Linked DNA regions of Mus musculus: region 2 is linked to region 1. Evidence: chromatin loops called from intact Hi-C (ENCODE). Cell type or tissue: heart. All regions are shown on one strand. Each heading gives the region's core, and the rest is flanking DNA. Links, peaks and the distances in the headings are about the cores only. Region 1 overlaps Dnaaf5 (dynein, axonemal assembly factor 5). Region 2 overlaps Prkar1b (protein kinase, cAMP dependent regulatory, type I beta).

Region 1 (16,265 bases), core at 5,731-10,730:
ATGACCGACAGAGCTCCAGGCAGCAAGGATAATGGGAAATGGACAGAATGCAGTTTCAGGCCGCAGTCCCTGGGCCAGGCACTCTGAGGCCAAACTTCACCCACCTGGATGTCCAGCCTGACTCGGGACCATACTGGTGTACCCGGCTTACCCTGGTGATGGCTGGGCCTTATTGGCCCTCCAGCTACCTCATGTCAGAATGCAGGTCATAGCCAGTGATGACTGTCACTAGAGGGGCCCATCCCATGGAGTCCACAGCCAGCATCCCTCAGGCTGGACCACCTCAACACCGACATATGGAGACAGGAGCTGTCTGTACGGATGTAGTGTAATCAGTCAAATCACACAGATGGCCACACAAATAACTATAATAAATAATTTAATTCCATAAATGGCAAAGCAGAAATGTTAAAATTTGTTGGACACGACCCCCCCCCCCCCCAACATTGTCTTAACAAAAATATAGGCTGCGGCTAAGAACCACTTAGAAATCTTTAGGCACTTGGTGGAAAAGACACTGGAGAATGGCCACCTTACTGACTGCTACAGCAAGTGGTAGGGATGAAGGCTGGTTTCCTAGTCTATCCTTTACCCACGGGCATCACTAATACTGAGAAACAGAAACACCAGGACAGTGCACCCACACTGCAAGACATTCCAGTGTATTTAAAATCGGGAGGAGCAGGGTGGTAGTGGTGCGGGTCTTTAATCTCAGTGTGGGGAGGAAGAGGCTGGTGGATCTCTGAGAGTTCCAGAATAGTCAAAGCCTCACAGGGAAACCCTGTGTCAAAACCCAGAATAGTTGGGAGAAACTTTATCAGTGAGTCAAGACTGGACACTGTCCTCAGCACAGGATGATGGGACAGAGCCCAGAGGAAGTGGATGGTTGGTTGTTTTATAATCCTTTGGCTTTCCTGCAATGTGAAGAGCATTATGGTGAATCTGAAAGCAGCCCAGGACCCCTGGGGCTTGTAATTTAAAAACATTATGTTCAAGCAGCTAATTGGGAAGCTGGCGTGTGTGTGTGTGTGTGTGTGTGTGTGTGTGTGTGTGTGTGTGTGTGTATGTGTGTTACAAAACCCCAGAAATCTGCTTAGGAAACACAGAAGCTGATGTTCAAGCACCATCTGGGGGCCCAAGGATGGCCCGAGGCCATGGACACAGTGTCTCAAGTGCGAGGTCTGCAGGCCACCACTGTCTGCCTTCAGTAGCTGATGCACACAGTCACCGAGCAGCGGCCATGGTCTGCATGTGCTGCAGCAGCTGCTCGCAGTAGGTAGCTGAGCGGTGTTTGTGGACGACAGCCTCCGTCTCCCGCACCAGCACATCTGGGAACAGGACGCTGCCCTCCTTGAGGACTTCTAGAAGAGAGCATAGAACCCTGAGTCCAGCATCAGTGGGCTGGGTGCCCACCTCCCAGCTTTACAGAGCTGGCAATCTTTCTCTCTGGCTGCTGGGTAGATCCCACGGGGCTGAAACCACCTTCTTACATGCATGCAGAACTCAAGGGGAAACCTTTGAGTGTTCTCTCCTTCTACCATGTGGGTTCTGGGGATGACACTCAGGTGTCCACCCTTGACAGCAAGTGCCTTTATCTGCTAAGCCATCTCGCTGGCCCTGCAGTGTGTTTTATTATGAACAAACAAATGGCAAATCTCTTCCAGCAGGTGCTCAAGCCAAGGAAGCCAAAGAGGCTCAGTGTAGCCAGAGTCTTCCCTCACCCCCTGCAACGACTCCTCCCACTCTTCCCTCTAAGTCAGCAGCATCCAGAAGCTGGCCTTCCTGCATCATGCTAAGCTGTTTGTAACAGTATTCTTATTATTTTTATCCCTTCCTCCCCCTCCCCGCCCCGTGTGTGTGTGTGTGTGTGTGTGTGTGTGTGTGTGTGTGTGTGTTAAATATAAAAAAGTGGGGGCTGGAGAGATGGCTCAGCAGTTAAGAGGACCTGGATTTGATTCTCATATTACATGGCAACTCACAACCACCTGAATGTAACTCAAGATCGAGGGTATCCAATGTCCTCTTCTGGCCTTCATGGCTATTGCATGTTTGGATACACAGACGTGCACAGGCAAACACTCACATCACACATACCTGGTCTCAGGGCACTAGAAGCCACAGGCCCTACAGACTGTAGCCTGGAGAGCTTACCTAGGACGGTGTCTTGAATGGCACTCTCTGGGTCATCCAGGTGGACCAGCAGCTCCCGGTACAGGAACTGAACGCTGCTCTGATAGGCGGACTTCCCATCCAAGCTCTCGATGCACTTGAGCCAGGTGAGCAAGGCAGAAGCAGCTGCCATCCTCACATCATTGGAGACATCATCTAGGCGCTTCAAGAGCTCTGTGGGGAGTGGGAGTAGGCATGAGGGCCAAGGTGCAAACGTGGAGGGCCTTTTCTCTGGGGCCCAAGAATCCATCTCTCAGAAGAGGAGAGTCCTCAGCACTGGCATCTTCAATGATGGCCCTCACTTCCCTGAAGCTGTTCAGTCCCATCAGCCCTGAGACCCCCATGACGACCTAGGCGCACACCAGACAACAGCATGGGCTGACCTTCCTCACACCTGCTGCAGGCTCACGAGCCTGAGGCCAGCAACCCCACCACACTGTCACCCTTGGTTTGTTTCTGTGGGAAGTCCTTCACCAGGCTGCCTGTTGCCAAAACCAGATCTACCTTTCCTGACAGGCAGAAACTTCTTGTCCCAAGACAGGGTTTCTCTGTGTAGCCCTGGTTACCCTAAAACTTGCTCCATAAACCAGGCTGGCCTCAAACTCAGAAATCCACCTGCCTCTGCCTCCCAAGTGCTGGGATTAAAGGTGTGCACCACCACTGTCTGGCTGGAACCTACTTTTATAATACAAACGTTCTGGAAAACGCACAAATGGGTAACAGCTGAGTGTTAGTTGGGAAGGCTCTTTGCCCTGTACCAGAACGTTGAGTTTGTGCTGCCAGACACCCTTGATCATGAGCAGGATGGCCCTGGCTTCCTGAAGGCATGAAAAGCATCACTGCACAGGCAGAGTGCAAGGCCGCCTGCCAGGAGCACAGGCAGAGTGCAAGGCCGCCTGCCAGGAGCACAGGCTTTAGGACAGGGACCTGAAGGAAGGACTCGTGGGGGTCCCCAACATGCTGGGCTCTGGCTGCTTCTTGCTCACATACTTTGGACAGGCACAGAAGGAAACCATCTACACACCTCAGGATGACAGAGAACTGAGTCCGAGTCACGAGAGCAAGACCGGCTGAGGCGTAAACCTGAGTGCAAGGACTCACCCATCCCAGGCTTGGTGGCACCCAGACCAATTCTGGAATTACAGGGGGTTGATGTTCGTGGGGCTAACTTGCAAGGGTGAACAGGCTGGGGGCAGCTGACACTGCCCTTTATGAGCAGTCCCCTCTGTCCTCTGTTCAGGGTTGGCCCAGGGCACCTACACAACAGCCTCCTCCTTGCACTAAGAAGTCGCAATGTGGTGCAGAGCTATGCTTGCCATAATGGCAGAGCAGGAGCTGTGCCCAATGTGTGCACTCTCCCACTGGCACTCCCTCCTAAGTAGGAAGCCACCAGCCCTGGCAGTCGACAGCAAGCATTAGCCAAGCTTGCTAAAAAGTAGAGCCACACAGACTGTGGGTGGAAACAAAAACAAAACAATCAGAAACTTAATGTGAGAGGCCAGCAGAGCCTGTGGGGTTTTCTGGTAGAGATTTCTCCCACCTCAGCCATTCTGTTCTCTAGGCCTGAGAATCCAAGTCTACCTTCAACCCTGGTCACCATCTCTTCTGGAGCCACCGCTTCGTCCCTGGAGAAATACGCCTTGGTTCCTCCTGCCAGAGGCTGTGTTAGGGAGCTAAAGGCCTTTAATGCACTCGTTTCTCCTTCGGCCATTTCAGAGTTTATCTAATACTCTTGGGAGACTTTTTATTTAAAAGATGATCTCAGCTGGGCGGTGGCGGCACATGCCTTTAATCCCAGCACTCGGGAGGCAGAGGCAGGAGGATTTCTGAGTTCGAGGCCAGCCTGGTCTACAGAGTGAGTTCCAGGACAGCCAGGGCTACACAGAGAAACCCTGTCAGGGGAAAAAAAAAAGATGATCTCATTGATTAGCCCTGGCTGGTTCGGAACCTGCTATGTAAACCAGGCTGGCCTTGAATTCAGAGATCTGCTTGCTTCTGCCTGGGAAGTTCTAGGATTAAAGGCACACACCTAGCATGCCTAGCCTAGGACTTTTTGTTCATTCTGAGACAAGGGCTAGTGAAGCTAGGGTTGGCCTTGAACTCAATGCTCTTGCCTTCACATCCAAAGTGCTAGGATTATGGTTTTGTGCCATCATGCCTGGCTTTCTTGTTTGTTTTGAGACTGGGTCTCATTGTGTAGACCTGGCTGGCTTGGAATTTTCTATGTGGCCTGCCTAGGATTTGCAATAGTGCTCCCTGCCCAGGCACTAATCTCAAATGCTGGGATTAGAGCAGTGTGCAAGAATGGCCAGGTCTTGACTTGCCTCTAAAGGATGTTACTATTTTGGTTTTTGACAATAGCAAGCCACTGTAAATGGGAACCCTGAGGGGTGTGTCCTCAGCCCTCTAAGACCACCTGTCCTGAGGACCATCTACCAGCCCTGCACTGTGCTGGGGCTGTCAGCAAGCTAGCGTGGAGACTTAAGCATCTCTGTGCTGGCTTTCCCCACGTCCCCTCACGCTCACTGCTCCTCAGGACGCGTCTGTTCCTCTTGTGCTCTGTTCTGTACAGTACTGTCCCGGGTCACCGCCTGGGATCTTGTTGGCTTTGACAGCCTCATTATCTCTGTCTCTAACTGGCTTGGTGCTCAGGCTGCCTCTAGACAGGTAATGCAGCTGCCCACATCATGCCCCACCACGCCAGCTCCAGGTAGATTGCTCTCTGTAGCAATGGCAGATAGAAACCTTATTTCACACACACACACACACACACACACACTTACTTTAAACTGGAACCTGGAAAATTTCTGCTTCAAGGAGGGTCTCCCACCTTTATTGGCTACACCCTACCGGTCCTGGAAACAGAGCCTGGCCTCCATCTCCAATAATGCCCACCTCTTGCTTCTCATGAAGGCTGCTCAGTCAGGACTGGCTCATCTGTCACTGTGATGGCATATGGATACCCAGCAGGAGTCAAAAGAAATATTCTCTCTATGTCTAACTACAAGAGAAGTTACTAAATAACGTGGTGTGTGTGTGTGTGCGTGCGTGTGTGTGCGCGTGCGTGTGTGTGCGTGTGTGTGTGCGTGTGTGTGCGCGTGTGTGCTCACGCACGCCTGGTGTCTTACCAGGATAGACCTTGAGGAATTTCTCTGGCTCCATGGTGTCCCCTGAATTCTTGAGGAACATGTTGATGATGCGGCAGGACATCAGGCGTGTGGTCTGGGAGTCGTCCTCCAGCGTAGCCAGCACTTGTGGCATCAGGGTCTCTTGTGCCTCTTGCACCTGCAGGCCACAAATGGGTGTGAGGAACGTGGGACCACCCATGCTGTCAGCACACCAGTGCTCAATGCCAGGCAATGCAGCTTGAATGCTGCGAAGCACACCTACAAGTAGATTTGAATCTTTTTGGTTTTGTTTGTAACAATAAAAGTTTTGCTTATCTTCTGTGTGTAGGTCTGTGGGTGTGCAAGCGTGCAGGTACACACGTGTAGAGGACAATCTGCAAGAGTCAGTTCTTTCCCTTAACCACACGGCTCCTGGGAGCACACTCAGCACATTGGCCAGGCTTGATGGCCACTGCCCTCACTTGCCAAGTCACCTCACTGGCCCTTGAATCACTTGAATTTATTAATTATTTGTTTTTCGATTCGAGGTTTCTCTGTGTAGCCCTGGCTGTCCTGGAACTCACTCTGTAGACCATGCTGGTCTCACACTCAGAGCTCTGCCTCTGCCTCCCGAGGGCTGGGATTACAGGCCACCACCAGTCACTTATTATCGGCTCAGAGTGCTACAGGATAGGCCAGGCCACACAAGGCAAGCAGACCATGTGAATTACAGACAGTTCACCTGTAATCCCAGCACTTCAAGGGCAGGCTCTGTTAAACAGGGAGTTCTAGGACAGCCTGACCTACAGAAAACCACCCCAATGGAAAAACCAATCAACTAACAAAAAACCCATCAGGGGCTTGGAGAGAAGACTCACTGAGATGGTAGAGAACTTTCAGAATCGAGATCAACCCAGCACTCATGGACGCGCTGGGTGTGGTGGTGTACATCTGCATTCCCGGTGCCAGGCCAGGAAGAGACCCACGGTGGACAGCATGTGAGGAGTGACTTCCGATGCTGCCTTTGTTAGGGCTACGTGGCTTACATATCCTAAATCACAGTCTGCTTCGGGAGGCAACGGGGAGGCAGGGGCTGATGCATGGAGAGGCCATGGAGGATGCTGCTCACTGGCTTGCTCAGCCTGCCTTCGTTTAGAACCCAGGGCCGCCAGCCCAGGGCTGTTCCCAACCACAGTGTACTGGCCCTTCCACATCAACCCTAGATCAAGAAAATGTCCTACAGGCTCGTCTGCTTACAGCTGGATTTTCTCAATTGTGGTTTTCTCCTCTTGGGAGAATCTTAGCTCGTGTCAAGCTGACATAAAACTAGCCAGGACAGATATTCAGAAGTTAATTCTGGCACTCATGAACAAACACGAACGAACACACACACACACACACACACACTACAAAGAAAAAAAAAAGAACCCTTTGCTCTACTAAAATAAAATTTGAAGTGTAGGCAGTTCTCCAGGGGTTCAGTGGAGAGAAGCGCAGGGAATGATGGGAGCTGTAAGGGCTATGACAGGGAATTTTGTTTTGTTTTGAAAGTAGGAAAAGCTGGGCAAAGCCCTATCCTAGTGAGCACTAGAAGCTGAGGCAGGAGATTCATAGTTCAGTCTGCCTGGATTACAGAGGAAGTTCAAAGCCAGCTGAGGACTCTTACTGAGATCCTGTCTCCAAATTAAAAGTGGAATCAGTTAGGAACACAGATTAGCCACAGAACACTTGCTTAACATCCCCCAGGGAGAGGACTGGGCCTGTGGCTCCATGGTAGCCCCTGCCTAGAACCTTCTAGTAAAGGGCCTGGAGCTGTGGCTCAAATGCAGAACACTTACCTGGCATGTAATGGGACAAGCCTGGGAGATAAACCACATTTAGATGCATATATAAGGCTTCACGGGACACGAGAATGAGGGAGGCGTGAACCAGTGAATGGTTCACAGGCCTGTAAGTGGCCTGAGCAGGGCTCTCGTGATCAACAAGAGGGCATCACCTTTGCTGAGGAGGTGAAAGGGATGGGAGGGTAGGTGGTGCCAGTGAAGGAGGTGCTGATGGGGACAAGCAGTGTGGCTGCATGCCCTGGGCTGAGGGCCTGGTGAGTTATGACTGTACTGCCACCAAGTGGCTGCCTCTGTGACACTTTGCAGGGAAGCAGAAGGGCTTCTGGAAGTGGGCCTTCTCATGGTGTAATAAATACAAGAAAACAGCGGGCAGCAGGATGATGGCAGGGGCTGACTAGATAGGGTACCAGTGGGAGACGGTGGGGGATCTTGGGGAGGGCATCCATGTCAGGAGGGAAGGGATCACAACACAAGGGGAGGGCTTTGCCTGCAGCTTTGCTGTTCTAGAACAGAAATACTGCATTTTCTCTAAAGTTCAGATCATCTTAACCATTTCTGCTTTAATTTGGTCAGTCGAGTACCTCAGATCCTACCCACTGTAGAGTGCAACATGTGAGAGTTAGGTAACGACCCCTGTTGTCAGCAGGGGGCGCTCACACACCGTGAGCGGATGGCAGGCAGAGGAGCCGTGCAGAAGCCTCACCTTTCCATGGCTCAGTCGCCTGGCTCACTTCACTGCTTAGAGCAACGCAGGCCTGGCCTGCCACTCTCAGCCACTTCACCTGTGTGTGGTAAGAGCTGAGCCCAGGGCTATCCCTCATCCTAAGCTTGGAATTTTGTGAAGAGCATTCAACAGAAACTGACTTCGGAGACCATTTACCCAATATCTGATGGAGAATTTCTGTGGCACTAATCTTAATAATACGTGCTACACTGTGTGTGCAGTTGCAGCAGACATAATGCATATGTGTGTTCATGTGCTTTTTTTTGAAGGCCAGGAATTGATACCAGGCATCTTTCATTATCATTCTCCACCGTGTATACACACTCATACACACACACAATTTTCTATGTTTGTGTCTGTTTGTCTATTCAGAGTCCAGAAGAGAGCATCAGATTCTCAGGAGTTGTGAGCCACCAGACATGGGTACTAGAAACTGAACTTGGGTCCTCTGCAAGAGCAGAAGGGCTCTGAAGCACTGGGCCATCTCTCCATCCATCCAGCACCTTCTATATTGACACAGGGTCTATCCCGAAGTCAGAGCTTACTGACTGTCAGTGAACCCTGTCTCTGCTCTGTCAATGCTGGTCACCCATGTGGCCAGGCCTGTTCTGTTTTTGTTTTTTGCTTCTTTACATGGATGCTGGGATCCAAACTCAGGTATGGCTGGCATGTCATCTCCCCATATACCTGTGACCTGGTATATCCCTAGTCTCTTTTGAGTTGCTTTTGTCAGGGTATTTTATCACAACAGTAGGATAAGAAACTAAGACAGTTTGTAGACCAGATCCCAGATCTTTCAAGGAGATGTGAGAACCAGAGCAAGAGACTTGGGCCCTGCCCTGATCTGGCCCCACAGACTTCAGCCCTTTAGAGCTTTCTGTGCTGATTGAATGACGCAGTTCTGTAAGGTCCCATGATACACACATGGACAAACAACTGGGGTGGTCACAGCTGTCCTTACCTGCTTGGCCGATAAGATGTCACTGCTGATGAGTGCCCACAGGCAGGATATAGCAGCCGTCCGGATGGCTGCAGCTGTCCTCCCTGCATGCCACTGCAGGTTGGGGGCTAGGATGTCATTTATTACCATATCCAAATAGCCACGGAACTGTCTGGAACAAGAGGGCAAGTGAGGAAGGACAAACAGACTACTCTGAAGGACATGCTTCAGTTTGGGAATGGAACTGGACCTGACCCTGTGCCTCTGCACAAGGTGGTTTCAGGGGGCTCTGTGCTCAAGGGCTGCACCAACCATGATAATCTATGTGGGTCATATGGCACCTCCGTCACCACCCATTGAACCTGCCATCTGTGCCATTAAAACAAAGGAAGCAAGAAATAAGGGTTGGGTGTGGTGGTGCACACATCTTTAATCCCAGCACTAGAGAGGTAGAGGCAGGAGGATCTCTGTGAGTTTTAAGGCCAGCCTGTCTACAGAGTGAGTTTCAGGACAGCCAGGGCTACCAGAGAAACCATGTCTCAAAAAACCAACAAAACCAAAAAAGAAGTAACACGGGGCTGAGACGGCCTGGTGCTCAAGAGCACTTGCAGCTCGCTCTTCTAGAGGACCCGTGTTTGGTTCACAACCCCGTGACTACAGCTCCAGGGCCATGCAATGTCCTCTAAGAGCCTCTTCAGGTACCTGCACACACACAAAACATCTTCTTTTATTAACAAGAACTCTCATACAGAAGATGTCCAGCAGGTCTTGCTAATGTGAGGCTACCTGAAGGGGAACTGTCTGTCATGCCCTCTCTAACAAACTGCTCAGGGCTTCACCCTTCAGAGAGCAGACAGTCTGCCAGTTGCTCATGACTTCTCTCCCCACCACTGCTGGTCTATAACCTACTTTCATTTTTAACTTAAAAAGATGGGATCTCATATAGCCCAGGCTGGACTCAAATCTCCTATATAGCTGAAGATGATGATCTTAAATGTCTTATTCTCCTGCCTGAGTGCAGAAACTACAGGCATGTTCCTCCACACCCATTTTGTACAAAGCTGGAGAATGCTGGGCAAGCCTTCTTCCAACTGAGCCACACATCCAGCTCATGTTTGTCTGTTTGTCTGTCTGTTTGGTTTTTGAGACAAGGTCTTGTTATATAGTCTAGGCTAGCCTGGAATACCTGATCCCCTGCTTCCACTTCCTGAGTGCTGGGATTACAGGCGTACACCACCACTCTGAGTGCTGGGATTGCAGGCGTACACCACCACTCAGTGCTGGGATTACAGGCGTACACCACCTCTCTGAGTGCTGGGGTTGCAGGCGTACACCACCTCTCTGAGTGCTGGGATTGCAGGCGTACACCACCACTCTGAGTGCTGGGATTGCAGGCGTACACCACCTCTCTGAGTGCTGGGGTTGCAGGCGTACACCACCTCTCTGAGTGCTGGGATTGCAGGCGTACACCACCACTCTGAGTGCTGGGATTGCAGGCGTACACCACCACTCTGAGTTTATGCAGTGTTGGAGAAGGAATACAAGGCTTCCTGTGAGCTAGAGAAACACTCTACCAGCTAAGCCACATTCCTAGGCCGTAGGCCCCGATCTTGTTTCTTAACTTTGCATTACATTTCATTTATCTATTGCACTCGTGTACTACACGTCCACAGTGCACACACGGAAGTCAGAGGACAACTTGCAGGAGTTGGTTTCCTTCTACCATGTGGGCCCTGAGGCCTGAACTCAGGTAGTCAGGTCTGGAAGCAAATGCCTTTACTCACTGGGCTCCAGTCCAGAATTTACACCAAATTTTACTTCAAGGCTACCACAAGCACTGAAGCAAAGGCCCCCTGCAAAGGCAGTGGCTTCGGTAGAGCTTTCTGTAGTCCCCTCCAACTCTCTCACAGGCATCTCCATAGCTCAGGCAAGAGTGCAAGGAAGGGGTGGGGAGTGGGAGTCTCCGGTTGTGTGGTAGGTGGATGTGGTGGTGCTACCACTCTGGCTTGCTGAGAGAGCCTTCTCTAAGAATCCTGACTCCCTGCCAGAGATGACATCCTTAGACTGAGTCTTGACTGGACAACCAACCTTTCATTCTACCATTCTGTGATTATAAATCAAAACCAAATAATATTTTGTACTGACTAGTTTTATGTTAACTTGACACAAACTAGACTCAGCTGAGAGACTAATTCTAAGGGGACCACGACTGAAAAACTGCCTCTCTAAGATCTAGCTGTAGGCAAGCCTGCAGGGCATTTTCTTAATTAGTGGTTGAGATGGGAGGAACCTGCCCATTGTGGGTGGTGCTACCACAGGGCTCCTGTGCTATAAAACAGCAGGCAGAGCAAGCCAATAAGTAGTTAGTAGGCAGCCCTCTTCAGTGGCATCTACATTAGCTCCAGCTTTCTGTCCTGACTTCTCTCAGTGGACCGTGTACAAGTGAAATAAACTCCTTAAATCTCTTTTGATTATGGTGTTCCGTCATGGCAATAGAACACTAAGACAATGCTATTTTCAAACTGTCCCTACCCAAACAGTAGCAATCTCTCACTCAGTAAGTCATCTGCATAATTGGATTCTCTAGACTGACCTGATCCCTGGAGAGGTCTGAAGTGTGTCACTGGGAACCTGGCCCAAACCTGGCAGCTGTGTTTGTGGGTCAGGGGTGGCAGTGTTCCTCAGCATACTGGGTGTGTAGAAAAGGCTACAGTCTGGTGGCAGCTCAGCCATTCTCTCACTCCACTCCTGTGTACACGCCTGCCCGAAGGCCTGTTGCCAAGACGCTCATTAATACCTTTTTATGGTCCCTTTTCAGCCCTGAGGTTTTTTAGATCGCAGGAAACAGAATTTCCTGCAGCGTGTGAGAGGCTGGCAGTCAGCCCCACATTAAGAGTGCACTCGAAGGAGAAAGGTTAGAATGAGAAACTCATAGGGAACTTTATAGTTTGCTTACCACACTTCACAGTGACAGGTTTTTTGATTTTGGGGGTGGGGGATGGGGTGAGGTGGGGGGAGGTGGCATCCCAGGAGCTCGCACAGGGCTTAAGTTCTCAGGTCTCCATCTGCAAGACCCAGGATGCCAAGGGTCAGGATTGGAAGGTCCCAGAGTGATTTGAATCTTAGTCTGTTCAATGAACCAAGGAGAGGGAGGGGTGTGTGTGTGTGTGTGTGTGTGTGTGTGTGTGTGTGTGTGCGTGTCTCCTCGCTCTACCCTCCTCTCCAGGATGAGCTGCTGTGTGTGTGTGTGTGTGTGTGTGTCCTCGCTCTACCCTCCTCTCCAGGATGAGCTGCTGTGTGTGTGTGTGTGTGTGTGTGTGTGTGTCTTGGCTTGCTTCCCTCCTCCCCTGAGAGCCTGTTCTTTCCTAAGCTCTTTGTTCCACTTTCCCTTTACTTCAAAGCCATAAAATCTGAGGCTCTTAGGTTGCAGAGCTGCCCCTGAGCTTTTCTGAGATAACAGACTACCCTTAAGCCTTCACCATCAATGCTAATTTAGTCAGGTCTGTTAGGTCTGAAAGGTGCCAAAAGCCTTTTAAAACAGAACAGCCGAAACAGAAGCCATTAATAGTTAATGCGCCCTAAAACTTTCTCACTCGATGGAATTTTAATGACTCCTCTAAAGTGACTTTGATTTACTGTCTGTGTCTCTGTGGTATACTCACCAAGATCACTGTTTACCTAGTGGGGTGGATTCTAGAGATACAGACCACCAAGAAGCCCGGACTTTAGACCTTGGGGGCCCTGCCCAGGGGGTCGTGGGAAGACCCATCCAACACATACGTGGGCTGTACACAGACCTGAGGGTCGACCTACCCCTGAGAATCGACAGTGTCCTTAGGCCTCAGCAGCATCATGGACAGGATAGAGAAGAGCTTCAGGCGCATGTGTGGGTCTGTGGAGGGCTGGAGACAGGCCCTGAGGGTGGGGATCACATGCTGCAGCGCTTCTCCCACAGCCGGGCCTAGGAAAGAGAACAGGGGCTGCAGCAGGCCACCGATGGCTTCCCAGGCCTCACTGCTGGGGTAGGAGCCCTGCAAGCCACAGGCCATGGCTCGCCTTCCTGACATGCTGCTCTCCCAACTGCTGAGGACACTAACAAACTCCAGCATCGCCCTCCCTATGTGACCAAGACACAAATCCAGCTTCTCTTTACAACTTCTAAATTATTCTAAATTATTTTTTTTTGAAAGATACCCCAGAAGGTGTCAGACCCCATTACAGATGGTTGTGAGCCACCATGTGGTTGCTGGGAATTGAACTCAGGACCTTCAGAAGAGCAGTCAGTGCTCTTAACCGCTGAGCCATCTCTCCAGCCCCCTAAATTCTTTCTTTCTTTCTTTCTTTTTTTTTTTTTTTTTTTTTTTTTGGTTTTTTCGAGACAGGGTTTCTCTGTATAGTCCTGGCTGTCCTGGAACTCACTTTGTAGGCCAGGCTGGCCTTGAACTCAGAAATCCGCCTGCCTCTGCCTCCAAATTGCTGGGATTAAAGGCGTGCGCCACCACGCCCGGCCTAAATTCTTCCTTAAATTATTATTATTAATTTTTTTTACTTCAGGAAGCTAGAGAGAGAACTCAGAGATTACACTGGCTGCTCTTCCAGAGGTCCTGAGTTCAATTCCCAGCACCCACATGGTGGCTCACTCTGATGTCCTCTTCTGGCCTGCAGGCATACACGCAGGCAGAACACTATACGTAATAAATTAATCTTTTAAAAAAATAACTTCATTATTTTTAATACTGTTCATGTGTGCCTGAGGCTGTGTGCATGGCTGCAGTATCAGGCCGGAAGCAATGACCCTCTTGGAGCTGGAGTCACAGGGGTTAGAGCCACATGACATGGGTGCTAGGAGCCAAGCCTCAGGTCTCTTGAGAGCAAGAGCAGGAAGAGGTCTTAATGGTGGAACCATTTCTCCAGCCCCCTTTTTCTTTTGACACAGGATTTATTATTAAGCCCTGAATTGAGACAATATCTTAGCCTCCAATTGTTCATTAGTGACCATCAACCTTCTTGTTTTGAGGCAGGGTCTCTCATGGACCTGAGACTTAACGCTTAGGCTAGGCTGACTGGCCACGGAGTCCCAGAGATTGGTCTGTCTCTACCTCTCCAAGGGCCAAGATTACATCATCATGGTGGCACCCAGTTTTAATCCCGGCAATGAGGAGGCAGAGGCAGGTGGACCTGTGAGTCTGAGGCCAGCCTGGGTTACACAAAAAATTCCAGTAGAGTCAGGGCTACCCAGTCTACACTGTCTTGAAAAACAAAATAAAACAAACAAATGAACAAACAAACAAACAAACAAAATGCCTGGCATTTTTACAAGGACCTGGGATGGTCCTCAATGAAGGCCTACTCATCCGAACTCCTGAACTAAAGTCAAGAGACATCCAAAAAATCAAAGCATGCCATGCCCACTGTCTGCTCAAACCGTGTCGTATGAAAGCCAAGAGGCAGGGTCTACTCCCTTCAGCCACCCTTCCCCAGGTCACAAAGACTTCATAAGTCAACTCTTACCTGAGGGTTCACTGCCTGGTGACTGGAACTGCCCAGCCTCTAGAGTTGGACATATATAGCTAACTCTCCAGAACGCACCCCTGGACACTTCTCAGCTATGGCCTGGCCCTAAACGGGACTTAACATTTTAGCATAGTCTCAGGCACAATTTGCTAATTCTACCACCAGACATCACAGCAAGTCATCTAAATCTCCATTTCAAGATGCAGTTTCTCAGACCCCTGTAGGTCCAGTGTCTGTACAGTGGCACTGGAGGCCTATAGAGGCGGCAGCAGCGTCATCTGCCTGCAGCTGTGAGGATCTGAGGAGAAGGGAAACAAAAATGGCAGCGGGGAAAGCAGCTGCTGGTCTGACAAGACAAGCAGGATCCCTCCCTCCAGCATGGAGGACCACCAGAGGACTGTTCCAAGTGGCACAGGAGAGTGCCAGGGTTTGCCCAGACTGTCAACATCAAAAGACAGATGTCTGGAAACCTGCAACTGATAAGCCAGCACTCAGAGTAAAAGCAAGAGCTCAGGCTGGAGTCTCATTCACAAAGGATAAAGGGCTTGGATGCAGGAGACAGAAGCCCACTCTCACCTCAGCTGCAGTGAGAAGCAACTGTCTGTCAAGAAAATCGCCACTGAGTGAAGGGCTGGGCTATCTGTGCTTAGAGTGCCCGCCTAGAACACCTATGGTTCTAGATTCCAGCCCAGGACTGCATAAAGCAGGCACAAGGGTGGAAACCTGTAGCCCCGGCTCTTAGGAGATGGAGGCAAGACGAAGACTTCAGGCTCATCCTCAGCTATACCGTAAGTCTGAGGCTGGTCTCAGCTGCATGAGACCAGGTCCTCACAACCAAACAAGTCCACCCAGAGAAACATGCTGCAGTGCAAGTCCAGCTTTTCCTGGGACTGGCAGCTCCTGGCTGGAGACCTGGGTGCACTCTGCCACTGGTCACATCAGAGAAGTGTGCCCCTCAGTGTTCGGGGACACTGGCAGGGACAGGAGGAGCTGCTGCACTGAGTCAGTTCTTCTTCTGGTCTTTATATCTCAGCAAGCAAAGCAGAAAGCCTCAAAGGCCCTCGACATGTAGGCTCTGATACCCACATTCCACCTTCCAGACACTGAGTAGACCCAGGAGCTTAGGGGGCAGAGGATGGTGGGAAATGGCCCCCAGAGGGAGCTGGGCCAATCGGAAAGGACTGAACTGGAGGCCACACAAGGGCACTCACCAAGCCACACTAAAACTGTAACAATGTCCCTACTTGCAGCCAGGCTGAGTACAAAGGGCCCCACTACTGACCACCCGGCCAGGAGAGGAAAGGGTACTGGGTCCTGAAGGATGGATGGAGTAGGACTTTCCCATGATCCAGGCTCACAGGGCCAGGAGCAACCCCATCCAGCAAGGCAGGTCGTCTCAGGGAGTGGGATGGCCTCTTGTTATTCCTTGTGTGGGCAAGCACATGGAAGCCAGAGTTTGACATCAGGTGTTCTCCTCAAGTGCTTGTCACTTCATTTTGGAAACACCTTCCACTGCACCCAGGGCGCCCTGAATCACCTAAACTGGCTGGCCAGCAAGGCCCAAGGATCCTCCTGCCTTTGTCTCCCCAGTGCCAGGATTACAGGAACATGATACCATGCTTGGCCTTTAAAATTTTTTTTGTTTTATGTTATGCATACATATGACTGCATGAATGTGTGTGTGTGTGTACCTGACTGAATGAGCCATCTCTTCAGTCCTGTAAGTGCCACCTCTGCATTCTCATCTGTCCATACTCTAACACTGCAGCAAACAAGACCTTCTAGCATATGCACAAAGATGTGCCACGCTGCATGGCTGGAGCAAAGGAATGGGGCTGTGCCTCTTGTATCTACAGCCTTTCCTTCAAAGCTGGGGGCTTTGTGAAGGGGGCTGCATCTCTTGGAATTAAAAATACAAAAAATAACAAAATAAAAATACAACGCTTCTTTCTCACTTCCGCAAAAAG
Region 2 (16,265 bases), core at 4,350-9,349, 60 kb after region 1:
ATTCTATTTTATGTTCATAATATAAATTTATTTAACATAAATATTTTGTTGATATCTATTTATTCTACTTATGAGTATTTTGCTTGCATGCATGCCTGTGTACCATGTTAGAAGAGGGCATTGGATCCCCTGGATGAACTGGAGTTATGGACAGTGGTGAGATGTGGGTGCTGGGAATCAAGCACAGGTCCTAAGCAAGAATAAGTGCTCTCAACTGCTGAACCATCTCTAGTTCATACTGTGTATTCTTGGAAACAAGGTTTTGCTATGTAGCCTAGGCTGGTCTCAGGCTTATGATCTTCCTGCCTTAGCCCCTGAGTGCTGGGAATACAGACATCACTGCCATGCCTGACTCAAAAGACCGAGCCTCGTTTTTCTCTTTAAGACACTCTTTCCATCTCAAGTGGAGGGGTGGTACTCAGTGGAAGGGTCCAGTGCTTAACTGGCATACAGCTGTGAAAATCCTTGGCTTTACCTCCAACTCTGGGAAAAAAAAACATAGTAAATAGCACTTATCGAAATATTTTAAAGTTTATTGTTATTGCTATTGTTAAGTATGTATGTGTGTGTGTGTGTGCATTTGTATGCCACATAACCAACGGTGGCTTTGTAGGCCAGAAAAGGGTGTCAAATCCCCAGGAATTGGAGTTTTAGGCATATGTGCTAGGAACAGAGCTAGGGTCCTCTGTAAAGCTGTAACTGCTCTTAACCACTTAGCCAACTTCCAAAAACACTTTTTAAAATCTCTGTCTATCTGTCTGTCTGCCTGCCTGCCTACCTACCTACCTTTCTTCCTTCCTATCTATCTATCTATCTGTCTGTCTGCCTGCCTGCCTACCTACCTACCTTTCTTCCTTCCTATCTATCTATCTATCTGTCTGTCTGCCTGCCTGCCTACCTACCTACCTTTCTTCCTTCCTATCTATCTATCTATCTATCTATCTATCTATCTATCTATCTATCTATCTATCTATCATCTCTCTATCCATCCATCCATCCATCCATATTTTTTTTTTGAGACAGGGTTTCTCTGTGTAGCCCTACTGTCCTGGAACACACTCTGTAGACCAGGCTGGCACAGAGAACCACCTGCCTCTGCCTTCCAAGTGCTGGGATTAAAGGCGTGCACCAGCACTGCCTGGCTTAAAATATATTTTTTTAATTGTCATCTAATTAATTTATATCATATGTTCACGTGTACCTATGCACACAGGTACCGATGACGTGTGCACCCGTGTGTGGGGGTCGGGGGTCAGGGGTCAGTGTTGGGTGTCTTCCCTAATCCCTTTCCACTTTATTGCTTCATGATAGGGTTCCTTATTGAACCTAGAGCTCACCCATTCAGCTAGGCTGGCTGGCTCTTGAGTTCCAGGGAGTCGATTGCTTTTCCTCCTTAGTGCTGGGATTACAAATGTGCCCAAGACCTACACTCAGGCCCTCAAGCTCCAGCTGTAAGCACCTTACTAACTGAGCCATCCTCTCAGCACCCCCAAAATATTGAAAAGGAATTCATAAGCCTGGCTTGGTGGTACATGCCTGTCATCCCTGCACTCAGGAGGCTGAGCAGGAGGATCAAAACCTTAAGGTTAGCCTGGGCTATATAGGGAGACCCTGTCACGAAAATAGAACTCAAAGCAAAACAAAAACAAATCAAAGCATCCATCCCTATAAAAGAAAATCTCGTTTGTTTGTTTGTTTGTTTGTTTTTGAGACTGGGTTTCTCTGAGTAGCCCTGGCTGTCCTGGAACTCCCTCTGTAGACCAGGCTAGCTTCGAACTCAGGGATCTGCCTGCCTCTGATTCCTGAGTTCTGGGCTTAAAGGTGTGTGCCACAATGCCCAGCAGTGCCCAGCTTTTTACATAGGTAGGGATTCAAACTCAGGACCCAGTGCTTGCGAAGCTAACCCTCTTGCCAGCTGAGCCACCCTCCCTCCACACCCCTTCCCTGCTGGGTGTGCTGTTTAAACAATCTTTAGCTGGGTGTGGCCATGCGACAGTGGCAGTTTTATATTTTACATGTTTCTCTACTTGTCATTTGTTCTGCGGGGACATCCTTTCCAATGATTGCTCAGTGCGTAATGGGTCAGCATTCCGTGTGTGTGTGCGTGTGCGTGTGCGTGTGCGTGTGTGTGTGTGTGTGTGTGTGTGTGTGTGTGTGTGTGTGTGAGTGTGTGAGTGTGTGAGTGTGTGAGTATATATGGATGTGTGCCTGTGCAGGGGGGAGGGCAGCTACGTCTAAGATAGAGAGAAACGTGACTGCATGAAGGTTTAGTGCTCAGCCAGCTTTCTCTACTCTTCCTGTCTGGTTTTTGTTTTTGTTTTCGGTGGGGATACAGTTCTCACTATGTAGTTCTAGCTGGCCTGGAACCCCACTATGTAGACCAGGCTGAACTTGCAGATATATTATTTCTCTGCTTCTTGAGTATTGGGATTAACGGTTTATACCACCAAGTCACCTGGCTTCTCTGTTGATCTTAGCCAGTGGTTCTCAACCCGTGGGTTAAGACATCTTGTTGGGGAGGTTGAATGAGTCTTTCACAGTGCTCACCTAAGATCATCAGAAAACACAGATATTTACATTATGATTCATAACAGTAGCAAAATTACAGTTATGAAGTAGCAACAAAAATAATTTGATGGTTGGGGGGGTCACAACAACATGAGGAGGTGTATTAAAGGGTCATGACATTAGAAAGACTGAGAACCACTGCTCTAATCCCAGACTACGGCCCCACCCACAGTGGGCGTGCCCGTCCTCCCTGCCCATCCCCTCCAACCCACCCCTCCAGCCCAAATTAGGGAAATCAAGACAGTTCCCCAGAGACACACCCACAGGTCAACCTGATCTGGACAATCCCTCACTGAGACTTTTGAGACTTTCCAGATGATTCTTTGAGAAATTAAAAACTACCAACACATGTAGGTTCATGGCAGCACTGGGTTGCCAGGTTTGCACACAGAGGACAGTGTTGAATCCCCTGGAGCTGAAGTTACAGGCAGTTGTGAGCCCCTTGATACGGGTGCTGGGAACTAATTTCTGGTCCTCCGGAAGAGCCTCCAGGGAGGCCATCTGAGCATCTCTCCATTCCCCCATTTCATTCTTGATACTGGTGATTAGTGCCTCTCTATTGTTAACAAGCCTATTTAGAGGATTATCAATTCTAATGATTTTTTTTCCTTTTAAAAATTTATTTTATGTGTTTTGTCTGCATGCATATCTGTGTGCCACATGTATGTCTGTGCGCCACGCACATGGCAGGTAGTCTGGGAGGCCAGAAGAGGGCGCTGGATCCTCAGGAACTGGAGTTACAGATGGTTGTGAGCAGCCAGGTAGGGGCTGGGAACTGAACCTGGGCCAACTGCAAGAGCCAGCATTGGTCTTACACCGAGCCATGGCGCCAGCCCCTCGGTATCTTCAAGGAGATAGTTTCATCCACTCTCCAGATCTTATTTTATTTATTTATTTTTACACTTGATGTTGAGTTTGCTCTTATTTTTATGATTTCCTTCTTTGTGCTGTATTGATGGCCATATCCTTTCCAAAGCTTAAGGTGAAGTGCCAAAATAACAGTTTAATTCTTTTTGAAAGGAAACATCGGAGTGCACACATTTCCTGTGAGCACGGTTTTGGGAACGCTGACAGCACTGACACAATTCTGATGCCGGAGGTTTCTTCTCCATGGTCCACTCCGCTCAGGATCTTTCCTGACTCTCCAGAGACTTAAACTTTGTTTTCTTCCTTAAGATTTTTTTTTCTTTGTTTAATTTTTTGCAATATCTGGAGGTTTTCCAGACGACTCCGTGATTCAGGTCTAGCTTCACTGTGGTCCACGAGCACTGAATGACTCCAGACCTTTTCATTTCATTAATGTGTGCTTTCTGGCAGATAACAGTGTGGCTTTGGGGTGGCTCCTCCCTGTGCACCTGAGGAGATCAGGTAGAGCTCTGTGCAGCTTTAACTGAGAGTTCAGGGTCACGGCATTGGCGCTTTGTTTGTTTGTTGTTTGTTTGTTTGTTTTTAAATGAGCTTTTGAGACAGGGTTTCACTATGGAGTCCTGGAACTCACTCAGTAGACCAGTGGTACCATGTATCCACAGAGATCCACCTGCTTCTGCCTTGCTGGTGCTGGGATTAAAGGCGTGCATCTAATACATATAGATTTAAAGTTTTTTTTATTTTAAAATTTATTGTGTGTGAGTGTGCATGTATGTGAGTGGGCTCTGGTGCCTCGAGTGGTATATTTGTAAATGTCAGTGGACAACTTGGAGGAGTTGCTTCCCCTCTGTCTTCCCCTTCCCCTCCTCTCCCTCTCCCTCCTCCTATCCCTCTTCCCCCTCTTCCTCTTCCACCCTCCTCCTCCTCCTCCTCTTCTGCAAGTATCTTTACCAGCTGAGCCATCTCCCTTAGCCACTTTCTGCATTCTTGCTAGTTTTTTGACCTTTTGTCAATAACAAGGACTATTGAGACTCCAGCATCAGTTGTGTGTTTATCTCTCCCTTTTCTTTAATTATGTTTATTAAGTGATTGATTGATTGATTGATTGATTGATTGAGACAGTATCTCTTGTAGCCATAGCTGGTCTCAAGTTTACTCTGTGGCTGAGGATAGATAACCTTGATCTCTTGAGGGCAAAGATGGTGGGCCCCACAATCACCCTCTGTCAAGTGGTGCTGGGGATCTACCTTGGACTCAATGGAGCTAGACCTCTACCAACTGAGTCACATCCCCCTTTCTAATGTAGCCCAGCCTGGCTTTGAACCCAGGATCCTTCTGCCTCAGCCTCTCAGGTGCTGGGATTAGAGGTGTGGACACTATTGCACCTGGCTTGGTTTTAGGTTTTTAAGTTGAATATGATAATATCTACCGTTGATCTGATGTGTTGATATTATTTACAATTAAAATACTAAGTCCCGTTCATTCCTATATAGGCATTAAGTGATATGCATGTATCATCTCCTTTGTAGATCATAGGCATTTGATATAATCAATATGGTTGGTTTAAGCCTCCTATTTATTTTCCTTTGTCATCTCTGGTTTTTGTGACTTTATTCCTGTCTTCTTGTCTCTTTCCATTTTTATACGGCTTCTAGTGACCAAACTCAGGTCCCCAGGCTTGCACAATACACACTTCCCTGGCCCTTATTAGCACCTTTTTTTCTTTTTAATTTTAAGCTTTGTGTGTGTATACATATGCACACGCACATGTTTGCACATGCATGGTAGTGAGAAGTCAGCCTCAGCTGTTCTTCTCACCTTGATTTTGACACAGTCTCTTTACTGAGACTTGGAGTTCCAGAGGTGGCTGGCCAGTGAGCCACACAAGCGTGTGACCTCACATCTGGCTTGTTATATGCATGCTGGAGACAGCACTTAGTCACACTTCCAACCCCTCACTGGGTGATTCTAGGCAGGTGCTCTACCACTAAGCTACGCCCCCAGCTGGGGATTCTAGGCATAGTTGAGCTACATCCTCAGTCAGTCCTAATTTTTTACTATCAACAGTCTTACAGATTTTGCACAAGCTAGTTCATGTGCCCAGGTATCACCGCTTCATGACTCTTCCCTCATCCTGAAGCGCCACATCAAACACCCCATTATTAAGTTACATTTTATATGGAGGAGAGACATTGATCAGCCTCCAGTGTCTGATCAGAGATGCAAGGAAAGAGCAGAACAGCAAAGCAGGGTACAGGCATGCCAGACATTGTGGCACAGGTTTGTAATTCCTGAGAATTGTCTGAAAAACTGAGGCAGGAGAATTGCTTCAAGTTTGAGGCTAGCCTGAGCTACATAGAAAGATCCTATTCCCCCACCACCACCACCAAAGCAGAAGAGACAAAGGAGAAAAATTAAAAAAACAGAAGCTGAGGGGGCTCTGGGTTCCATCCCCAGCACACACACACACACACACACACACACACACACACACACACACACACACATACACACACACTGCAGATTGAAGGAATGAATGGTGGTAATTTGCACAGTCAAACCCAAGTCTCACAGGAGACTAATGAGGTGGTAACTGTCTGGCAAGAGTGGTCAGGTGATGCAGAAACTCCCTGTGTCTCAGGTGGGGAAAGAGGCTCAATTTCTGAACAGTGCTGGCAGGGAGGTGGCCCTTTGTGACTTAAAACTACTCAGCTGGGCATCCCCTGCTCCTGGACCTTCTTTTTAAGAGTGACAGTTGAACGCTGGGGTCAATTTGGAAGGCTCGTCTTCCCAGAATCCCTCTGTCTTCTTCCAAACCTGGGGTAGGATTCTCTCCCCTTGCATCATCTCTGTTTTAGTTTCTATGTGAGGATTGGTATACAGTAGATGCTTCATAAATATTTGAAGAATTGGGTGTCTTTTCTACTCTTGGTGCTGAATGGCGAGGTAACACCCCCTGCCCCAAACCAGGTGCTTTACCCCTTCTGTCCTCAGTTTCCCCACATGGGCAGATTTACTTGTAGCTTCTCATGCTATGCCCCAGAGGCTCATGGGATTCCTGCCACGATTATGACCATCCTACTCTGGTAGGATTTGAGGAGAACCAGGTCCTCAAATAACTGGCTCCTCCTTTAGACCTGGGGCTTCAGAATACAGAGGGATAGCCTTGAGCTTATATGGGGAACTCTTCTGGGGCTTTGCCCACAAATGGCTCCCCATGCTCTCCCTGTCCCAGATGGATGCTCTTGTCAAGTCGGGGTGCCTCCCCTCAGAAATGGCCTCTCTCTGACCTCCTGAATCTTGTTCTCCAGAGGAGAAAAGTAGACAGCTGAAGTTGGTGGGACTGAGGAATTCTGTCTGTCTCCCAAGGGTATGCTGAGTTCCTTCAGAGGGCTCAAACCTCTGTTGAGTCCAGCCACACCCCTTGGCGTCTGTGGTTTTTGTCCTGGGTGTGTAGGAAAACTGTGGTCAGTTGGAGAACACCATTCAGAGCCCAGGAAGTTGACTGGTCCCCAGGGGAGCAGGATGGGGACAGTCCCCTTTCACTTCATTTCTGGGCACATTCTGAAGGAGCTTTCTGGAAACTTGTTCCCACACTTGTTAGGAAAATTCCTTTGGCTGGAAAAGCCTGTCCTAACCCCTGACCTTGACTGTCCTGCTTTAGAGTAAAAACAGGAGACAGGAAGTGTGTATGTTGGGGGGGAGGGGTCTGAAAGGCCAGAGGAGGTTCTGAATCCCAAAGCGGGTGCCAGCAGGGGGGTATGCTGGCACTGGCCAGAGGGAAAGCAGAAGACAAGGTTAGGAGAGATTGGCTGGCACAAAGCCCCACACTGCTTTCCCCTGATGACTCCAGAAACCCATGGCTTTGATGTTTTGAAACACCTGTATCCTGCTCAACTTGACCCCTGTCTGCTGAGATGGAAAAATGTTCTTTGCCAGGACCAGTAGTGTCAACTAGAGGGTGAGGCCCTGGTAACGTAAGAGAGGTGGCCTGTCTTTGTGATGGTGTGTGTGAGTCTTCAGGGGAGGACCTAGGGGCGCAAAGCCACACTCTCCTGCAATAAAAGCCACTGACAGGCACAGGGCGACCTATGAACATCTGGATGTTTCCAGTTGCCATGGGTCTGGGAGAGGTGACTTGTCTCAACATAGCCCCACTATCTAAGGACTTGTGAAACCAGAATTTGTCCCTGACTCCACCCCATAGCTAAGGCCATTATGACTTACCCATTGCCACCCATGTCTTGATTTGGGGTGACACTTTTCTGAATTCCCATTGATCCTGAAAGGGCTTTCAGGGGTCCCTCACAGGGGGGCCACTATGACCCCTGCATCTTCATTCCTGATCAACCTAATCACAAGGTAGCTGGGTGACTGAGTGGTAGCTTGCGTTGTGAGGCCTATATGACATGAGATGCTGCCTTTTCATTCACTCATTCATTCAGTCACGCACTCATTCACTTACTTTCTCCATTGGTGTTTTTACAGTGGCCTGACACTGTGTTTCCGAGACAGTGTGAGGCTTATGCTCAACAAGGTAAAACAGATGCCGGTACAAATGAGTTGGCCGGAGTCCTGTTCTATCTAGATAGGAATTGTGGGTAAGTGACTCTCCATTCTGGGCCCTTGAGTACCCAAAGCCTAGGGGCCGGATGGGCAGGTGCAGAGGCAGAGGCTCAGAGTCCTACCCAGAGAGCAGGGATAAACTGCTCCTGGATTTAGAAGCCACAGGCTTGGAGGCTCTCTGCTCTGGGCTCTAACCGACAACCCATGTGGTACTATTGTAAACCCCCTCCCCCCAGCAGTTGCAGCCACATAGGCAGTAGCAGGTGAGGACAGCATCTGCTGGTATCTCTGCTTCTGAACTGGCCTTGGGTGTTAGAACTCGTGGGTCCTGTGTGTCAGGACCCTCAGCTCCTGAGTCCTGGCAACCCCTTGGCACTCCTCCTATGACTGGGGTCTGCAGTTCCTGATATCTGTCCCGGGTCCCTTGAAGCTTTTCAGACATCCCTTGCAACCACTGGCCCTGGAACCACTTGTCCCATTGCTCCCATTCTGTAGCTGCCACTGTCACCAGCTCAGCCTGTTCTAGCAATGACAAAGGTAGAAAGTGTGCCCACAGCCAGGAATGTAACTCAGTGGCAGTACACGTGCCAGCAAGCATGGGGCCCTGGGTTTAGTCCTCACTGCAAACAACACAAAACACAAAGTAGCCAAGGAAAGACCTCAGCAAGGAAAGACTCTGGCTGAGCACAGCTGAGAGTTTTACATATTCTGCTTTCGTAGTCAGAGGACAATTTGCAGGAGTTGGCTCTCTCCTTCAAAGATGTAGGTACTAGGGACAGAACTCAGGTTGTCAGGCTTGGTGGCAAGCCCCTTGATGCACTAATCCATCTTGCTGACCCATGAGAACTGGATTTTTGTTGTGTTTTGTTTTTGTTTGTTTTTCAAGACAGAGTTTCTCTGTGTAGCCCTGGCTGTCCTGAAACTCACTCTGTAGACCAGGCTGGTCTTGAACTCATAGAGATCTGCCTGCCTCTGCCTCCCCAGTGCTGGGATTAAAGGCGTGTGCCACCACTACCCAGGCAAGAACTGTTTTTAACACCCACCATTTAATAGTACCCTACTGCTAGCCGAAGCCCATGGAGAGACTTGGGTCGTTTTGACTGTCTCAAGATCATAAGTTATTTAAATAAGATCGCTTTAGACATGGGTAGAGCAATGAAGGAACAATACAGAATCTTCTTGCTGGAGGTGGCTCTGAGACAGGCTTTTAGACATTCTTAGGAGTTGCCTGACACTTGGCTTGGAGCCTCATACAAAGGGAAGATTCATGCCCCCTTCCTCCCCAGCTCAGTCATTATCTCCAGGTAGCAGGTTTGTCCCTTTGGGGACAGTTCTGTGGGATCTTGGGGTCCTTGTACAGACAGGACTTTCTGTCCCTGTCTCAAGTCATTCCAACGTCTGGGTCTTACTGTTTTCACAAAGTTGAGGTGTCCAAAGGCCATTTCTGTTGACCATATTAAAAACAAAATAAAACAGAAAATAAGATGTTGAGCAGGGTGGTGGTGGCTCAGGACTTTAATCTCAGCAGTCAGGAGGCAGAGTCAGGAGGAGCTCTAAGTTGAGGCTGGCCTGGTCTACAGAGCAAGTTCCAGGGCAGCCAGCTCTACACAGGCAAACCCTATCTCAAAAACAAACAAATCAAAAACCACCCCCCAAAACAAACCCAAACAAACAAAAAACAAACAAAAAAATGGGGTAGGGGAGGAGAGGGAGGGAAGAAGAGAAAAGAGGGGGGAGGAGATAACATGTTGATGGCAGTGTGGGGGGATTGAAGCCTCACAATGTTACTGATGTAAAATGGTATAGCTATCATGGAGAAGAGTCCAGCCAGCAGCCCCTCAAACAGTAGAACATTGGCGCTGCTGGTAAGATCATTCCGTGGATACAGGTGATTGCTACCAAGCCTGTGGACCTGAGTTCAATCCCCAGGATGTAAGGAGAGAACTAACTTCCACAAGTTGTCCTCTGACCTCCACATATGTATGCCGCAGCCCGAGACTCACCTCCCCACAGATAAGTGTAGTTGTAAAACGTGGAACCTTCATCATTGCACAACTCTGCAACTCTGCATCTGAGAGAACACCCTAAGCTCTGAAGATAGGTATTCAGGCACAATATGTAAAGAATATTGTCTACAGGTTGGCATCTGTCACAACAAATGTTAACTGTGCTGGAATTTGGGGTGTGTATGTTTGTGTGTGTGTGTGTGTGTGTGTGTGTGTGTGTGTGGTGCGTGTGTGTGCGTGCAACAGAGGTCAATGTCCAGGGTCTTTTTATTTTATTTTATTTTATTTTATTTTATTTTAAGACAGGGTATCTCTTAACCTGGAGCTTGGTGATTAGTCTTGTCTAGGTAGAAGCCTACGGAATCTGTTTATCAGTCTTCCAGGAACCAAGAATGCAAACACCCGACTATACCCAGTTTTTTTATGTGGGTGTTGGGGATCCCAACTCTGATCCCCATGATTGTGTGGCTATTCTGTCATTCAATCCCAAGTTGTTTTTGTTTTTTCACTTAAATTTTTAACTTTTTGAGAGGTTCATACCTCAGCATTGTATTTATATCATTTTCAGCTGTTGTTTTAAATCACTTCTAAAAGCAAAGGCCCGGAGCTTGGCTGTCACTCAAGCCACAGGAGAGATCACTGGCTAGAGTCCTGGTCTTGGTAGGAATGGCCCATGAGTGTGTGTGAGTGGTTTCTGTGGCAGTGGCTCATTACCCACAACTTCTGACTGCTCAGAGAAACTGGGCGGGTAACACACATCAGTCATCCCAGCATTCCAGAACGGTCGGGGGTTTAAGACCAACCTGAAGTTTATAGTAAGTTTGAGGCCAGCCTGGGCTATATGAGACTCTGTCTCAAACAAACAAACAAACAAACAAACAAACAACAAAAAATAGTAATAGGGCTGGAGAGGTTTTAACTCAGTTGATAAAAATGCTTGTAAATATGAGACCTGAGATCAATCCCCAGAATATATATATATTCACACACTTATATATTTAAGTATATATTTATACTCATATATTCATCTATTTAAATATGTATTTATATACTTATGTAAATATTTATATTCACATATTTATGTTTAAATATATCTACATATATTTAAATATACTTACTTATACATTTGTGTGTTTAAAATATATTTATATTAATATATTTATGTATTTATATATATATATATATTTTTTTTTAAGAAGCTAGGCAAGGTAGTGGGCCCTTTGAAACCAGCACAGGGAAGGCTGAGGCAGCCAGGTTTGCTGGGCAGCCAGCTTAGCCTACTTGGTGAGTTCCGAGCCTGGGAGAGACATCATCTCAAAAGAACAAAATAAAACAAAAGTCCAGTGTCTAGTGCCTGAGAGCAAGAGCTCAGGTTGTCCTCTGACCTCCACACGCACACATGCACATACGCACACACGCAAACATGCACACACGCACACATGCACACACGCCACACGCGCAGCCCAGCAAGGACCTCTCCGAGTGTACAAGGTATTTCCAGGACTAATTGTTGATCTGTTCTGGAGCTGGCAATAGGGAGAGCTATAAGAGAACAGCAGGCATCTCCAGATGCTGAGATTGGTTGCTAAGGCAACAGGACCCTGTGATGTCACTTGACCTGAGTTTCTAAAGGGCCAGGTTCTGTGTGAGATGAGGTAGCCAGTGACACTGGAGTTGTGCACTGTCTCCCCATCCCCCCACCCCCACAGCTCAACCCCAAACTTGGTGTGTGATAGGTCCACAGACCATGTGTGTTTCAGCGTGCGGGGAAGGTATGGGAGAGGACACTGTAGAAATGTCAGCCACATGCTGAGGGCTGTGCTCATACTACAGGACTGGTGAGCCAGCCTCCTGTTGGTGTTGTGGGAGGTCCAGCCTTCATCTCCGGGGCATGGGTGGAAGCTTCCCTCACAGCTGCCCTCAGGGATCCCTGTGGCAGAATGGGGTGGAGGTAGGAGGGTCGGAATGTCCTGTAATCCAGATGTTTCCTACAAGAATATAACGTGTTCTTGGAGCCCCTGTCTGTACCTTTGCATTTTTCTTTTCTTTTGTTTCTCTTGCTTTTTGTTTTTGATTTTGAGACAGAGTATGTCTCACTACATACCCCTGGCTGTTCTCGAACTCACCATGTAGAACAGACTCTCTGGATGGCTAGGATTATAGGTAGCGCTACTCTTCTCTTCTTATGAGGTTGCTGGGAGCCGGGCAGTGGTGGCGCATCCTTCAATCCCAGCACTTGGGAGGCAGAGGCAGCCGGATTTCTAAGTTCAAGGCCAGCCTGGTCTACAGAGTGAGTTCCAGGACAGCCAGGGCTACACAGAGAAACCCTGTCTCAAGCTCCCTCCCCTCACCCCAAATGAGGTTGCTGGGGAATCAAACCCAGGTTTCCATGCGTGACAAGTGAACACTCTGCTAACATACATTGCTAACACTATCATTTGCTCTTTGAGATAGGGTCTTTTTTTTTTAAGATTTATTTATTTATTTATGATATGTAAGTACACTGTAGCTGTCTTCAGACACTCCAGAAGAGGGCATTAGATCTCATTACGGGTGGTTGTGAGCCACCATGTGGTTGCTGGGATTTGAACTTCGGACCTTCGGAAGAGCAGTTGGGTGCTCTTACCCACTGAGCCATCTCACCAGCCCGAGATAGGGTCTTAATGTGACACTCAGGTTGGCCTCAAAGTCATGGTGTTTCTGCCTTAGCCCTTCCACTGCTGGAAGGATACCCAGGTATGTTCTACTATGCCCACCTTTACCTGGGTTTTTTTCCCCAGTCTGTGCCTCCACCTTCCAACATAGACGAGGAGCTGAGGATTCTGGGACCGTGCAGAGTCGGGCTCTCACGAGCACAGAAGGCGACCCACTAGATGTTGTGTCGCTTGAGATCCTTTAATAGAAATTGTCGCACTGGATAAACCACCATCCTCCCTCGTGAAGCCTGACTTCGGGGTGCGTGATGGTGGCAGCATCCTTTCTGGAATACGTTATTTATTTCAATGCTATTTATGCCCACAAACTGGCAGGCAGAATTTCATTTTCCTAATGACGTGGTTGCCTCTTCAAATTATGTGGTAGCACCTTAGGTTCTCTTCATGCATGCGTGACTAAAGAGGGAGTGGAGGAGTGGACCTCCTTTGATCTCTGGTAGGTCCGGGCTCCGGGTGTTTGGTGAGTCATACTTTTGTATTATCTTGAACATTTCCATAATGAAGGCTAAGCCAAGGGAAGCAATGAGGGCCCGTGGAACTGGCCCTGGTGCAGGGCCTGCCTAGGGGCTGGATTTTGGTCCTGCCTTCCTCATCTGGGGTCTGCTCTGGGTGCCACCGTGTTCCAGGGGATCCTGCAGGGCACTTCTTTCCTGAAGCTAGGGAAACCCATATCTGTCCTGGATCCAACTCCTAGGTTGGCTGTCCTTTTTCCAGGAATCCTCTAAAGTCTTGTGATGGCGTCTCTCCCATTCTCCTTGGCGGCGTGGATTTATACATGTGCATATTTAATGTACTATCGTTAGAGTGGAGTGTCTGGAGGGAGGGGAGGAACCTCACCCACCTGCTGTCTTCTTGCGGGAAATTCTATAAAAGATATTTTTAAACAGCTTTGTAGAACGGCGCTGAACATTCTTTATGGTTTCCTGGCTGGGTGTTCAGGATCTGCTGATTTGAAACATTGAGATTCAGCCAGTTACTGCTATGAGGCACCATGGTGGGTGATGGGCTCCCTTTCCTGGCCATGCCGATGCGTGGAGAGGTGGGTTCTTTGGCTAGAGCCATAGGCAGGCTGTTGTACTCACCTCTGTGAGGAGTGGGTGCCAGCTGTCACATGTCAGCAAGAGGAGGTTGGGAGATCTAGACAATGCTAGTGGGTCTTTGCTGACACCTAGCATCTCCTGTGGAGCCAACCTGCTCAAGTCTGTTTGACAAGGTCTCTTCTGCTGTGATTCCTACTCCCAGGACAAAGGTCAGCTGGCAGGCAGCAGAACTTTTCACACTAGGGCTGTTTTTGTTTTAGATAGGATTTCTTGTCTATCAAAAGCTGGCTCTGAATTTGCTATACTGTAGCTGTCGTTGAGCCCCTGATCCTCCTGACAGGTACTCTGCTTTATAGGGTGTCAGGGATAGATAGGACCCAGGGTCTCCTGAAAGTCGGCATCCTATTTGAACTGCAGGTCCGTGGGTTGTTACGGACCTCACAGCCAGCGGGAAGCGTAGGCACCTTGCATTCTTACATAGCCAGCCTCTTTCTTCTGTCTGCGTGTTTGAAAGGACTTTTTTCTTTTTTAAAGTCATGACAGGAGATTCAGGATCACAGTAAGGGACCCAGCCTTGGCTTTGCCTGACACAGCAATCGTTTTCTAAGATCCTACTTACTGTGCACCTGAAGGCAGGTATCTAGGAGCCAAGGTGTCGCTCTTGCACTGGGTGGGCTCTCTCTGGGGCTATTAGAAGGCGTTGGCGGGAAGGCAGCCAGTCCATCTAAGCTCCGCATTCACCACTGGGGAGAACCCGTGAGCCTCCAACCTGGTAGAAGACTCCATCGTGTTGATAGTACACTAAGGGCTCTGGGTTGAGGGTATCCCAAGAGCAGAGAGGAGTCATGAGGGTTGCAAGGAAGAGGATGAGAAGTAAACCCAGCTATTCCTGAGGCTGAGGCTGGAGGATTATGAGTTCAAGACCAGCATGGGCAATATAGTGAGACCCTGTTTCAATATAAAAGCAAACACAGGGCTCGGAAGTTCAATACCTGCCTAGAATCCCTCAGTGAAAGATTGGAGCACGACTCAGTGGTAGAGAGCTTACTTAGCATCTGTCAAGCCCTGGGATGCATTGTTACCACTTCAAAAAAATGATTAAACAAAGCAAAACAGCAACAAAACAAACAAACGAGCAAAAACAAATAAGAAAAAAAAACCTTTTAAACTCATTTCTAGAAAGTTTCATTTAACATTTTCAGTTGATGGAGGATGGGAGGTGAAGTCATGTGTTGCACAGTGACCACACCCCTTTCTAAGAAGAGCGAAGGATAGCTTGCTATTCTGTTCTACCAGGAAGACTCCAGGTTGAACTATCTGTGCCTGCCCCAGGAGGGGAGCCATTCAAGGTGCTAAAAGGGCTTTGGGTGGGGCTGTTGAGAGAAAGCTGTGAGTCCAGAATGGGTGGGGAGGAGTTTTGATGGTTAGAAGGCCAACCTTCTCTGGCCTTCCCTTCTCCCTGTGGAATTGGGGTTCATGGTGAGCATCTCCCACAGTTGGGACCTCTCTCTGGAGGTTCAGGAGAGGGTGACCACTATTGAGATCATGGTGGGGCTGTCATACACAAAGAAGGACAGACTGAAGTCTGTGCAGGCACTGGCTTCCTGGGCCTCCCTGTGCTACCTGGGGGTAGGGGTAGAGGGCGCATCTCTCTAATACCTCTCTGCTTTTCCTAAGCCAGCACTGAGTCTCTGAGGCAGCCTTAGTACAGTGGAGGTCATGACTCTGAGAATAGTCATCACAGGTCTGTGGTCCTCCCAAGGGTCTGGGGAGGGTCCTTCTTGCCACCCATGCTTCTAGTGGCCCACTTTCTAAGAGCTTGTAGGTGTGTTGTTCCAATCTCTATTTCCATCTTCTTGTGGTCTCTTCTGTGTCTTAGTATCTTACAGATTTTACAAATTCATTCCCATTTGGGAGGGGGGTTATCTATGATCTTGTTTAATTCCATCCTTAGACACATTTTGGTGGAGAAATGTCTTTTCCTGGTGAGGTTTGAGGTGGACATGAATTTGGAGAGGGAAGACCACTTGGCTTGTGGCAGTATGTCACTGTAGTTTAGTAATGATGGAACACAGACCTCAGAATGGGACTTGGGGTCACATAGAGCTCTAGGCATGCCTGGATTCCAGAAGAGCAAGGGCGATGGCCCTGGGGCAGAGCAGCCATCAGAGGGAGCAATGAATCTTCATATGGTAGGAACTGAGTAAGGCACCACAGATAGGTCCTGTTGTCTGTGGGCTGAAGACCGTGGTACAGGGTTGGTAGAGCCCCGCATTGGGTGTTAGATACTCAATGGTGGCCTCAGAATATGAGAGGTTTGCATCAGGATCGGGCTCATAAACACACCTTTTCAAAACAGAGATGTAGGGTCTGGGGTGAGAGACACTGATGGCAGAGTTACCCAGTTGTGAGCAAGGGAACGTGGAGATGCCCAGGGCCTGGCAGGAGAGGCACCATTGCCTGGAGGGATGGTAGACAGATAGAGCTAGCCATATAGCTGGCCT

Evidence for each region. Peaks named below come from ENCODE experiments on the same cell type or tissue, not always from the same donor. Only the 100,000 strongest peaks of a DNase experiment are listed, where the experiment ranks them.
Region 2: it touches region 1 in a loop (2.1-fold over the local background); 4 of 42 quality-filtered maps call a loop at or near these places.

What each region holds. Positions count from the first base shown.
Region 1 is chr5:139,170,606-139,186,870 of GRCm38, reverse strand. It overlaps Dnaaf5 (dynein, axonemal assembly factor 5), which reads right to left. Exons shown (of 13, transcript NM_001081265.2): 9 at 12,598-12,745; 10 at 8,806-8,956; 11 at 5,298-5,454; 12 at 2,152-2,343; 13 at 361-1,361. The coding sequence ends at 1,225. Among named protein-coding and RNA genes, the nearest start is that of Sun1, 22 kb to the left of the region's middle. In heart, for the core only: CTCF peaks have their summits at 7,524 and 7,733 (motif pointing right); DNase peaks (open chromatin) are centred at 7,320 and 7,770.
Region 2 is chr5:139,109,489-139,125,753 of GRCm38, reverse strand. The region is part of intron 2 of Prkar1b (protein kinase, cAMP dependent regulatory, type I beta); the gene reads left to right. Among named protein-coding and RNA genes, the nearest start is that of Prkar1b, 12 kb to the left of the region's middle. In heart, for the core only: no CTCF peak of the experiment used is centred there; a DNase peak (open chromatin) is centred at 6,983; H3K27ac peaks cover 868 bases.